2 separate regions of the Homo sapiens genome follow, and region 2 is linked to region 1. Evidence: chromatin loops called from intact Hi-C (ENCODE). Cell type or tissue: heart left ventricle. All regions are shown on one strand. Each heading gives the region's core, and the rest is flanking DNA. Links, peaks and the distances in the headings are about the cores only.

Region 1 (5,361 bases), core at 229-5,228:
AGGGAGGTGAGCGCGTGAACAGGTTTCGTCCACTAAACAGATCTGACCATGAGTCAGTTCTGAGAGGGCCGGGTGATGAAATCCAGAGCCCCTTGTAGGGGCACCTGACCGGGGCGGTGGAGACAGCCCAGCAGGAGGAAGGAAGCCAAACCCCTCCCCAACATCCCAGCTTTGCTGAGCTTGTATGTGGGGGTGGGGGCCGGTGTCCAGGAAGAAGTCTGTCCCGACCTTGAAAAGGTGCCCCAGCCTGCCAGGCGGCTGGCATTTCAAGGGCAAGGGCCTGCCTGCCTGCTGTCTCTGGGGCACCGGCAGCTGGTAACAAATCCCCTGCAATTTGCACCCACCAATCCTGCCTGCTCACTGGGCGGCCGCGAGCTGTTTTTCACGCAGAGCTGCGCACAGCTTTGTCTTAGAGAGACAGCTCTGGCAGGGTGTCCCTGAATAAGGCCATTTGTCCTCCCAGTAACGGGAAGGCGGCTGCATGTTCTGGGGTGGGCAGAGGCAGAGAGGGGTGGAGAGCAGCCACAAGGGAGGCGTGAGGGGGAGATCGGAGTCAAGCCACCAAAAGAGACCAGGAATGTCCCCACCACCACGGGGTCTGAGAGTCCACCATTCAGCCAGGTGAGAGCAAGAGGGCTTGCTTTCAAAGACAGAAGTTGAAACAGTGGTTTATGACCTGGCTTAAGGTGTCCTGAGCAGAAGAGGTAGAAATGACTTGGCTGGCCTCTGACACCTGTGCCTCTCCCAACAATCTGAAGGCTGGAGCACTCTCCAGGGCCCTTGGGGTCAGGGTCTTTCTCTGAGCCCTGGGGCTGCTGCACAAGTTGTTATAGAAGCTCCCTGGGATCGAGAGCTCCAGTGAAGTACCCAGCCTCTCCCAAGCACTCTCTCCATGGACCACAGGCCACAGACAGGGAGGGTGAGACAGGGACCCCTTTGCATTCCTGAATCTTTACCTCCCAGGCTGGCCAGGGGCCCAGGGCATGTCTCAGCCCCCCTCTTGTGATCTGCTGACATTTCCCATGGCTGTCAGTTCCTCTGGGGACTGTCAAAACATCAGGGAAACCAGGCTGAGGAGATGTTTGTGGACAAAAAGTAAGCGATCCACTCTGCATGGGACCCAGGACTCGGGCTGCTGCGTTGAGATGGGAGGGTGTCCTTGAACAGAGGTCAGAAACACTCATGTCCACAGGGCTGGTTTCCAACGGTGGGGAAGGCCATGGGTGTGAGACAATAGAGAAGGATGGGGAGGGCACAGCGCCTGTCCCAGAGGTTAGCCACCACCACCCAGTCAGTCCCAGTCAGCTGTGAGGACGCGGGTCCAAGATTCCCACTCAAAGGAAGCCAGGCATTTGACTCTGTTGTACAAATTTCCTAAACAGTGAATGCTGGCAACTTGTATGCATAAAAAAAAAACATTGAGTGGTCCAATCTCAGGTGTCTGTGGGCCACATCTGGCCTATGAGCAGCCAGTCTGTGTTTTCTGATTGACAGCCACCAGCCACTCATCCCTAAGGAAAGCTGGCCTCTTCCTCAGTGGTGGCAGTTCTTCCAGTTCTCACCACTCTCCTGAGTTCTGACGACCTGTCTCAGGACATCCTGCGGAAGCTCCAAGGCCTCCTGGACCTGCTGCTCTCTCTGCGTTTTGACTTTGCCAATAGCATGAGGGTGGGAGCCCACAGCTGTGAGGCCAGCCTCAGGAAGACAGGAAGGGCGCGAGAAGGCAGCAGGCATTCGGGCTCTCTTCTGGACTCTGGCCCTGCCTCGCTAGGACTTGGGGTGGGTCCTCCCCTCTCTGGGCCCTGGGCTCCAGCATTCCCTATTCGATTATTTCAACAGTGACTGGCTGCTCACGGGTCAGCTGAGGCCATATGGCTTTCTTCAAGCATGGACAGGAGCTGAGACAGGCAGAAGGCTCTTGGGGACCTCGACATGGCGACTGCCTGGTGCTTGGTGCCCACGTTGCCAGCAGGCGTGGGACTGCTAGGTGATGAGGAGGCTGACATTTCAGTGCTGCCCGCCAAGTCCCCTCGGGCTGGCATGGAAGGTGGGGGTGGGGCAATGCTAAGGCCCGGCCTGGGGAGAATCAAGGGAGCATCAGGATGCCGGGCCAGGCAGGTGACCTTCTGTACTGAGGAGGGAGGGGGCCTGGTGAGGAGGAGGATCCCGCCCGCGCACGTGCGCTCTGAGGCTAAAGGCTGCGCCAGAACAAAGAGCTGGGGGCTGGGCGTCCAGGGCCGCGTGGAGCCGCCTGCCTGGCGGCTGCTGCAGTGACTGCCTGTGCTCGCCTCCTGCGCACTCTCCCAGGACACACACACGCACACACACACACGCATGCATGCACGCACATGCACACACGTGCTCCTGCACCACGGCCGGCTCACCGCCAGCTCTCCTGACAAAGCCCCGCTCCAAGCTCACTCACTGCATGATCTCATCCTGGCCCTCCTTGGCTGGCCTGGCCTCCTGACAAGGGAGACAGAAGGGGGATGCAGCGCCAGGGCGACACACACAGGCATGCACCCACACACAGATAACATGCATGCAGACACAGATAGGCATGTACATATACACAGCCATGCACAAACACCATGCAGATACACACATGTACACAACCATGCACACACAGACACGCACACAGGTACATATACGTCATAGACATACACACACCATGGACACAGCCATGTACATGTACACAGCCACACACAGCATGCTCAGATACACACATGTGCACAGCCATGCAGACATACACAGAGACATGCACATGTACACAGGCACACACCCACATACAAAGCCACATACTCTCCCCAACACAAACATACACAGCCTCACACACACCATACACACAGACGTACAGTGGGAGAAAGTCTGAGACCCAGAGAAACCCAGGAAGGCAGAGAAAGCCACGGGAAGCTAGAGATGGACAGGGGCCGCTGCACAGAGACAGACCTACAGACACCCAAGACCAAAGAAAGAAAGGAGCAGGGAGCCCTGGGAGGGCAGAACTGCACAGGCACGTCAGACAAGTGTGGAAAGGCAGGAGGGCGGACAGGTGGCCCAGACTGGCTGAAGGGGCTTGGGGGCTGGAGCGAGCTCTGGAACTGCAGAGGCCTCCCTGGAAGTGGGCTGGGCAGGTGGGAGTGGCCATCCCCACACAGGCACACCGGGGCTGTGCCCAGGGGTAGGGACACTGCAGGTCACCCACACCCACAGAGCCGAGGGGAGAGAGGACAGTGGGAAACAGGCTTGCTGCCACAGAAGGGGCCTTAGAGAGGCTGGGAACCACATCAGCTAAGAGACAGACACATGGAAGCAGAGGAGGAAGGCTGGAGGGTCATATTTACTTGGCCCCCAGTGTGCGTCAGGTATTAGCTGGGCCCCTTTCTCACTCCCATGATTAGGGGGTCCCACTGCATCCTCACAGGCAGCCCATGAGGTGGGCAAATCAGCTCTCTTCACAGACGAGGCCACAGCCTGGAGAGGTGGCCAAGAGGAGGCCTGGCGCCGGTGCCATGTCTGGGACTTGGGGTCCCAGCTCTGCTCCCCATGGCCTCCACCCCTCTTATGGCCCAGCCTGCTCCTGGCAGGTCCTTCACCCCTCAAATAAAACCGCCAGGTAGAGGCTTCCTCCTCAGACTGGCCCCCTTTCCTTTCCAGAAGATGGGGCAAGCAGGGGGTGGCTGGGATCCCGAGAGCCCATATATCTGGATGGGTGGCCCTGAAAGGTAGTTAGTCATGGCTGTGGGCACTGACAAGGGTTTGACTCCTAATAAGGAAATCTGAGGATGGCCAAGCCACAGGCACTGCTGTGCCTCAGTGTTCTCAGCTGCAGAATGGGTACACTGAGAATTCATCCCTGGGAGCCTGCATAGTGTCAGAGTGTCACGTGAGTTCACAGACACAATGCATGGGAAAGGGCTTTCTAAATTACAAAGGCTGTGTTCAAGCAGGGGTGCAGATGGAGGAAAGAACAAATCCCTGTTTCAAGCGAAGAAGTGATGCTGGGAATGCCACTCAGAGGCCTTGCTGGAGACCCCTGAGCAGCATGAAGGGCTCTTTCCAAAGGAAATGGAGGGCTGCCCAGGCCTGGTGTGATGGGGCAGGCAGAGCCCTGGGCCTGCAGCCAGGAGGCTAGTTCAGGTTCCAGCCTATTACTTATGAGTTGGGTGACCTCAGGGAAGTCATAGGACCTCTCTGAGCTTCCATTTTTTCATCCATAAATGTAGATAGTATTCTGTGTCTCACAAAGCTTGGCACCACCACAAAACATATGAGAACACCCAGCACGTGCCAGCAGGGCAGGGGTTTCAGTGACCCTTTGTGGAGGGACTGCACAGAGACCTGAGTCTCTCCTGCTCCTCTGGGGAGGCACTGGGCTCCTGGGACAGCCCATTCTCCAGGTCTCCTTCTCCCTCTGTGGCATAGTTTTGCCTCTTAAATATCCCTCTGTCTCCATTCCACTCTTGTCTTCCTGATCCAGCCACCATCATCCTCACCCCGACCTCCCAGTGATCTGTCAACTGGCCACCTACATCCAGGCAGGCCTCCACGTCCCCCCACCCCCCGTGCAATCTGTTCTTTTATAGCCCGAGCTGTCATCACAAAATGAGCATTTAGCCATGTTCCCATTACTCTCAGGACAAAGACTGTGACCTCCAAGACAGGCCCTGAATGTTTCCGCTGCTGCTGACCTCTCCAGCCTCGCCTTTGCCATGTACCCCCTGCCTCTGGGCTCCAGAATCACTGCCTTTCTCTTAGTTCTGACAAAAAGCCGTGCATGCTCCCCTTCTACCTCAACACCTTTGCACAGGCTGTCCCCTTAACTGCAAAGACGCTCTTTCTCTTTTTCTTCACTTACTCAACCTTCAGGTCTCAGGGGAGACTGCTGCAACCCCAGAGTGGTCTGCCCTCAACAACACCCCCTTGCCATCCTTCACTTTTACTTTTCCTTCAAGGCACTTATCACAGCTTGAGCTTACACAGACAGACAGACAGACACACACACACACACACACACCCCTCTAATTATTTGATCAATGTTTTCCTCTCCCTCTAGACTAGGGGTCAAGAAGTATAGTTAATCACTAGGTTTTTTTGTTGTTGTTTCTTGGTTGTTGTTGTTGTTTTGAGACAGGGTCTTACTCTATCACCCAGGCTGGAATGCAGTGGCTCGATCTTGACTCACTGCAACCTCCACCTCCCAGGCTCAAGTGATCCTCCCACCCCAGCCTCCCAAGCAGCTGGGACCACAGGCGTGCACCACCGCACCCAGCTAATTTTTGTATTTTTTTGTAGATATGGGGTTTCGCCATGTTACCCAGGCTGGTCTCGAACTACTGAACTCAAGTGATCCACCTGCCT
Region 2 (5,361 bases), core at 195-5,194, 54 kb before region 1:
GATTCGTGTGACGCCAGAAGACTTACTCAGCCCTCTTGGGAGGCCTCAGTATTCTCAACTGTAAGATGGGACTGACACCCTTGAAGGAGGATACAAAAGTTTCTGTCATGAAGAGGGGGTCAGAATGGCCCGCGTGCAGGAAGTAGTGGTCCGTGGAGGCAAAGAGGGGGAGAGTCAGGATGATGGGAAGGGTGGCAGAGATGGTGCCAAGTGGAAACTGGAGGAGTGAGGGGGCCTGACACAGACCTTGAGTCAGGGCAAGCTTAGCAGCTGCCCACCACCCCAGATCCCCCTCAGGGAAGCTCACTCCCTCACACTTCGATCAGAGGCAAAGCGTGGCTTCTCCCCATGGGTGGGCTCAAACATCACAAGGTTTGAACAAAATCTTGGAATCTGCTGACAACCTAGGAGTGTCTGCAGGGCTGTCCCTGAAACTCCTGCCCAGAAACTGGCCCCCTAGCACACACCTTCTGGTCACACCCACGGTTGGTCCCTGCTCTGCTGGGCACAAATGCCTAGGAAGACAAAGGATGTCCAGAGCAGAGGGTGGCCAGGGTGGTGGGGGGCCAAGCAGGAGGCAGCCAGGGGTGCCCAAGGCAGGAGCACAGAGCAGCCATCCACATCCGGGATAAGAGAGCCCCACATGAACTGGGGACTGGGGAAAACTTCCATTTTCTTTCACTGTTCACTGTCCCCACGTGGCCACAGGAGCCAAAAGCGCCTCCCAGGCCAGCGTGTCTCAGCCTGGGCTGTCCATCGTGTCTCAGCTGGCCTGTCCTCCTGAAGTACATGAGGACGCTGAGGGCTGGGGAACTGGCTGCGCTCAGTCACCATCTTGCTGTTTGACTTCAGGAGCCCACAGACTCTCTGGGCCTCAGTTTGCTTAGAGGTAAAAAGGAGTAATGCCTCGTGTCCTGCCTTCCTCCCAGGCTGCAGGGAGGGACGGATGGGGGCCTGCTGGGTCTGTGGAATGCTGGACAAAGGGTGGCCACACCTCAGCTGATGTCCTACTCCTGCTGGGAGTGACCTGAGCGTTATGGAAGTAGTCGATGGGCAAGAGTGGCCAGGCATATTTTGAATCATAACTGCTCAGCCACTTGGCTGGGTGCAAAGCCGACTCCACATTTCAAGGGTCTCCCATCTGGATGCTGCACAACGTGCTTCTGCATCCTTTTTTTTTCTTGACCATCTAGGACATCATTAGCTATTATTATCCTCATTCTACAGATGAGTAGACGGGGGCCCAGTCAGGCAAAGCTACTCACAGTAACCACAGCCAGAGTCAGCAGGGACAGAGACAGTGCTCCTGCTCCTGGCCCCATGCCCTGGTGGTAGAGCCTGAGGCTGGACCAGAAGGTGGGGAGGAGGTGAAAGCCTTCAGAAGGCAAAATCCTAGGTGTTCACAGCTCCCCAGCCCCTCTGACTCAATAAGGAACCCCTCAGGCCTCTTGTACGCCACCACGTTTGGCCGGCACTGGTGGAAGACACCCATAGGCACAGTGACCGGGAGTGGCTGGGCAGGCTGCCATCCCAAGCCGCCCAGATCCTGGACGGGGTTCCCGTCAGCCCAAAGCCCCGAGAAGTCGCCAGAGCTGCTTGCTCCATCTGCTCAGCTTGTGTGGTACACAAAGATGCCCAACCAAGAAGGCAAGCAGGGGCTGTGGTCCCCAAGAGGGGCCCTGTTTCTCCCTCCAGGAGGGGGCCTGGTGGATGAGCTAAGTCTTAAAAGATGTGTCCTGCCCCCCTCCGTGGGGTCACCTTGCCACCACCCTCAAAAGGAGGACAGTATGAGAGAAGAGACACTCTCCTCTGTCATGTGTGTCTGCACAGAAACCAACAAACACCCCTATGTGGGTGTCCAGCACACATGTGCTACAGCTGGAAAGGCAGCCTATTCGGGCAGGCCAGGACACACAAAAACGAGCCTCCAGCCCACTCCATCCTTCTCCCAGGCCCCTAGGTACCGCCTCTTGTGCGGGGGCACTGGGCATCTGGAAACTCATTTGCACGCCAAGCACGAGGCCCGCTGGATCGCAGTGACGGAGGGATCACTCCACTGCCAGCACAAAGGACGGCCACAGATGGTGCCGCCTGCTGCCCGCCCCACCCCTCGCAGCCCTCGCTCCTCCTGGGGGCTGGCCTGCCATGCAGGGGGCGGAGGCACCACAGGGGAATCAGGGCTTTCCTCCAATGTCACGGGCCACCCCCTGCTCAGCCAAGGACAGCCCTTGTCCTCCTGCCCCTAGTGGAGTGGTTTCCATAAAGGGAATAAAGGCAGGCTGGCTGCGTGACAGGGCCTTGCTGTACAGTCTGGCATGCCGCAAACAGGCGTGATATGTGGATCAGCCAGCCACAAAGGCCACTTTCTTACAACCAAGAGGTGGTGGGGGGATGGGGAGTCACCACCCCTCACCCCCGAGGCCGGTGAGCACAGAGGCCACGCTGGCAGCCGCATGCGGGGCAGTGGATGTTGTGCGTGTTCTCCTTATGGTGCAAACCAACACAAGTTGTTCTGAGGCAAACGTGGGTTAATGACAACACCCGGGAATTCGCAGCCAAAAAGAGAGTCTGGGCACTGTCGAGAGAACCAGGAGGGCTGACAGGGACAGACAGAGGCAGGCAGGGGATTACGCAAGGACAGACAGAGTGACACCAGCTGGGCGGGTGTCTGGGTGCGCCTGGCCAGTCACTCACACATCTGGACTGGGAAGTCTGTCTGCTCTAATTAGGCGGGGCTGGCCTGCATGCTTCTTTGACCTGCGTGCCTTTGGTCTGTGCACTTGCTAGAATGGCAAAAACAGTCCCAGGGTGAGTGGGAGAGACGGGAGGACCTGGTGTGGTGTGCGCAGAGCATACCAGGCAATGGGAGGGCAGTGTCAGTCCTGACCTGAGCCCCTCTGTGCTGCAGGCAGGGTCAAGAGTGCCTTCTACTGCCTAAGCAACCAACATGGCCAGCCTGTCCCTTGTCCTGTGGGCCCCACTTACCAGTGGTTAAGAGAGCTGGCCCCAAAGGCCCCTTTTTACACAGAGGTCCCCAATTTTCAAATTAAAATGGCAGCTAGGACCCAATGTCCCTTTCCCCCTTCATAAAATGCAGCTCGCTTGGGCCCAGGACAGCCTTGGCCAGTACATGTGACTGCCTCTCTCCCACAGACGGGTGACGATTGGCCTCCTGCCTGGTGCTCCCACGGCGGGAGGCCCACGTACACATCACTTGCACAGCTGTCAATGAATGCCATTAGACCCACGGCCACCCTCCAAGGGGCTAAGCAATTGGCAGTGAGATACTCCAAAGCCTGCCAAGGGGCGTGGAGAGGAATTGTAGCTCCACCCTGCAAACTTTTTGGGCCCCTTCCAATCTGGGGTGTCAACATGGGGAGGCCTTCTGCCTGTCAGAAACCAAGAAGCAGGGGCTGGGCGTGATGGCTCACACCTGTAATCACAGCAGTTTGGGAGGCTGAGGCGGGCAGATCACTTGAGGTCAGGAGTTCGAGACTAACCTTGCCAATATAATGAAATGCTGTCTCTACTAAAAATACAAAAATTAGCCAGGTGTGGTAGCCAGCGCCTCTAATCTCAGCTACTCGGGAGGCTGAGCAGAATTGCTTGACCTCGGGAGGTGGAGGCTGCAGTGATCTGAGATCGCGTCACTGCCCTCCAGCCTGGGCAACACAGCAAGACTCCATTCCCCTCCAAAAAGGAAAGAAAGAAAGAAAGAAAAAAGAAACCAAGAAGCAGGAGGGGCTGTTGGGAGCAGAGGTTCAGCCACAGAAAGGGGGTTAGGGTCAGGAGGGGGCCTGCAGAGCTGGCCACAGAGGCCCATGGGACCACCCCCCGTCAGCCAAGCTGACAGTACAGCTATGGCAGTACCCACTGCCCCCTCTCCTCCAGCAAGATCTCTGATGGGTAACAGCCTTCTTTGGGGGAGGAGAAATAGAGGCACAACCACCTGCAAATGCACTGCTTCTGACCCCTAAACAAATCCCCTCTCCCCCATCACCCAAGGCACCAGGTTCTTATCAAGCAGGTGCTGAGCTGGGTACAGGCACCCCAGAAACTGGGCTCTCAGGCTCCTCACCAAGCCCCATCCCCTGTCATCCTCTCCAGCCTGTCCAGGGGCTGGTGCCGAGGACCTTGGGGCCTTCCAGCTCACCTCATGGTGACCACAGCTGGGGCTGGGACAGCAGCAGGGAATCATCCCAGACTCGAACTGCCAATGCTGAGCCTTAATCCAGACTTCCAAGCACTCCTCAAATGTCTCAGCGTAAAACGTAAAAGCACGCACCACCCAACTCGTCTAAAGTGAACCCACTGAGCTCCCCTCACCTCTCCAAACTGCATCCTTGTGACCAGACTCCCTCACCTCGATCCATTCTAACCTACAGTACCAAGGTGTTCTATCACTCACCCAACGTTCATTCAACAACTGGCTGCTGAGCACCTTGTGTGTTCTGGAGGTACTGCGGTGAAGCAGGCGAGGCTAGCACTCCTGCTGAAACCGCACATGGCCCCCACTGCTGAGTCCAAACCACTTAAGATGACGTGCAAAGCTCCGCAGGCTGGGAGGACGCCTTGGCGCTCATCTCTCCTGACCTCAGCTGGCAGCTACAACCCTGTGGTTCAGGGTAAGGGACTCCGAAAGTCTGGATTCGATTCGAAACCTCATTCCCTTCACACCTACGTGACCTTAGGCAAACAGTACAATCTCTCTGGGCTTCGGTTTATCTGCCAAATGTTAATGCTTACTCTTTAGGGTTATTGTGCTATTTTTTTTCTTTTTTTTTTGAGACAGTCTTGTTCTGTCACCCAGGCTGGAGTGCAGTGGTGCGATCTTGGCTCACTGCAACATCTGCCTCCCGGATTCAAGCGATTCTTGTGCCTCAGCATCCCGAGTAGCTGGGACTACAGTTGTGCACCATCACGCCTGGCTAATTTTGTGTGTGTGTATATATATATATTTTTGGTAGAGATGGAGTTTTGCCATGTTGGCCAGGCTGGTTTCGAACTCCTGGCTTCAAGTGATCCACCCACCTCGGCCTCCCAAAGTACTTGGATTACAGGCATAAGCCACTGAGCCCAGCCTTACTGTGCTATCGAATGACACTAACACCTACAAAGTGTTTAAAAGTGTCTGGCATGTAGTTAGCACGAAGAGCCTCTCAGCGCCGTGTGTGCTCTGCTTGTAGCAGGCAAGAAAGAGCCTTCCAGACAGAAGGTGGTCTCTTATTCGTAAGCCCCCTCTGCCCAGCAGGCTCCAGGCCCACCTCTCTATGCGCCAGCCCCACAAGACACCCTGCAATTTCATGCCTCTTTCCTTATAGAACTTGCACTTCTTTAAGGCTCATCTCTAATGGTGCTTCC

The links. Hi-C counts contacts between places; a loop is a spot of excess contacts. Peaks named below come from ENCODE experiments on the same cell type or tissue, not always from the same donor. Only the 100,000 strongest peaks of a DNase experiment are listed, where the experiment ranks them.
Region 2: it touches region 1 in a loop (4-fold over the local background); 30 of 110 quality-filtered maps call a loop at or near these places.

Annotation. Positions count from the first base shown.
Region 1 is chr10:79,218,241-79,223,601 of GRCh38, reverse strand. All of the region lies in intron 7 of ZMIZ1 (zinc finger MIZ-type containing 1), which reads right to left. Among named protein-coding and RNA genes, the nearest start is that of PPIF, 130 kb to the left of the region's middle. RefSeq lists enhancers at 1-452, 1-3,043. In heart left ventricle, for the core only: a CTCF peak has its summit at 2,270; DNase peaks (open chromatin) are centred at 1,167 and 2,281; H3K27ac peaks cover 3,515 bases.
Region 2 is chr10:79,271,708-79,277,068 of GRCh38, reverse strand. All of the region lies in intron 7 of ZMIZ1 (zinc finger MIZ-type containing 1), which reads right to left. Among named protein-coding and RNA genes, the nearest start is that of PPIF, 73 kb to the left of the region's middle. RefSeq lists enhancers at 1,037-1,907, 1,908-2,779, 2,780-3,650. In heart left ventricle, for the core only: a CTCF peak has its summit at 2,222; DNase peaks (open chromatin) are centred at 1,508, 2,268, 2,678 and 3,248; H3K4me3 peaks cover 501 bases; H3K27ac peaks cover 3,081 bases.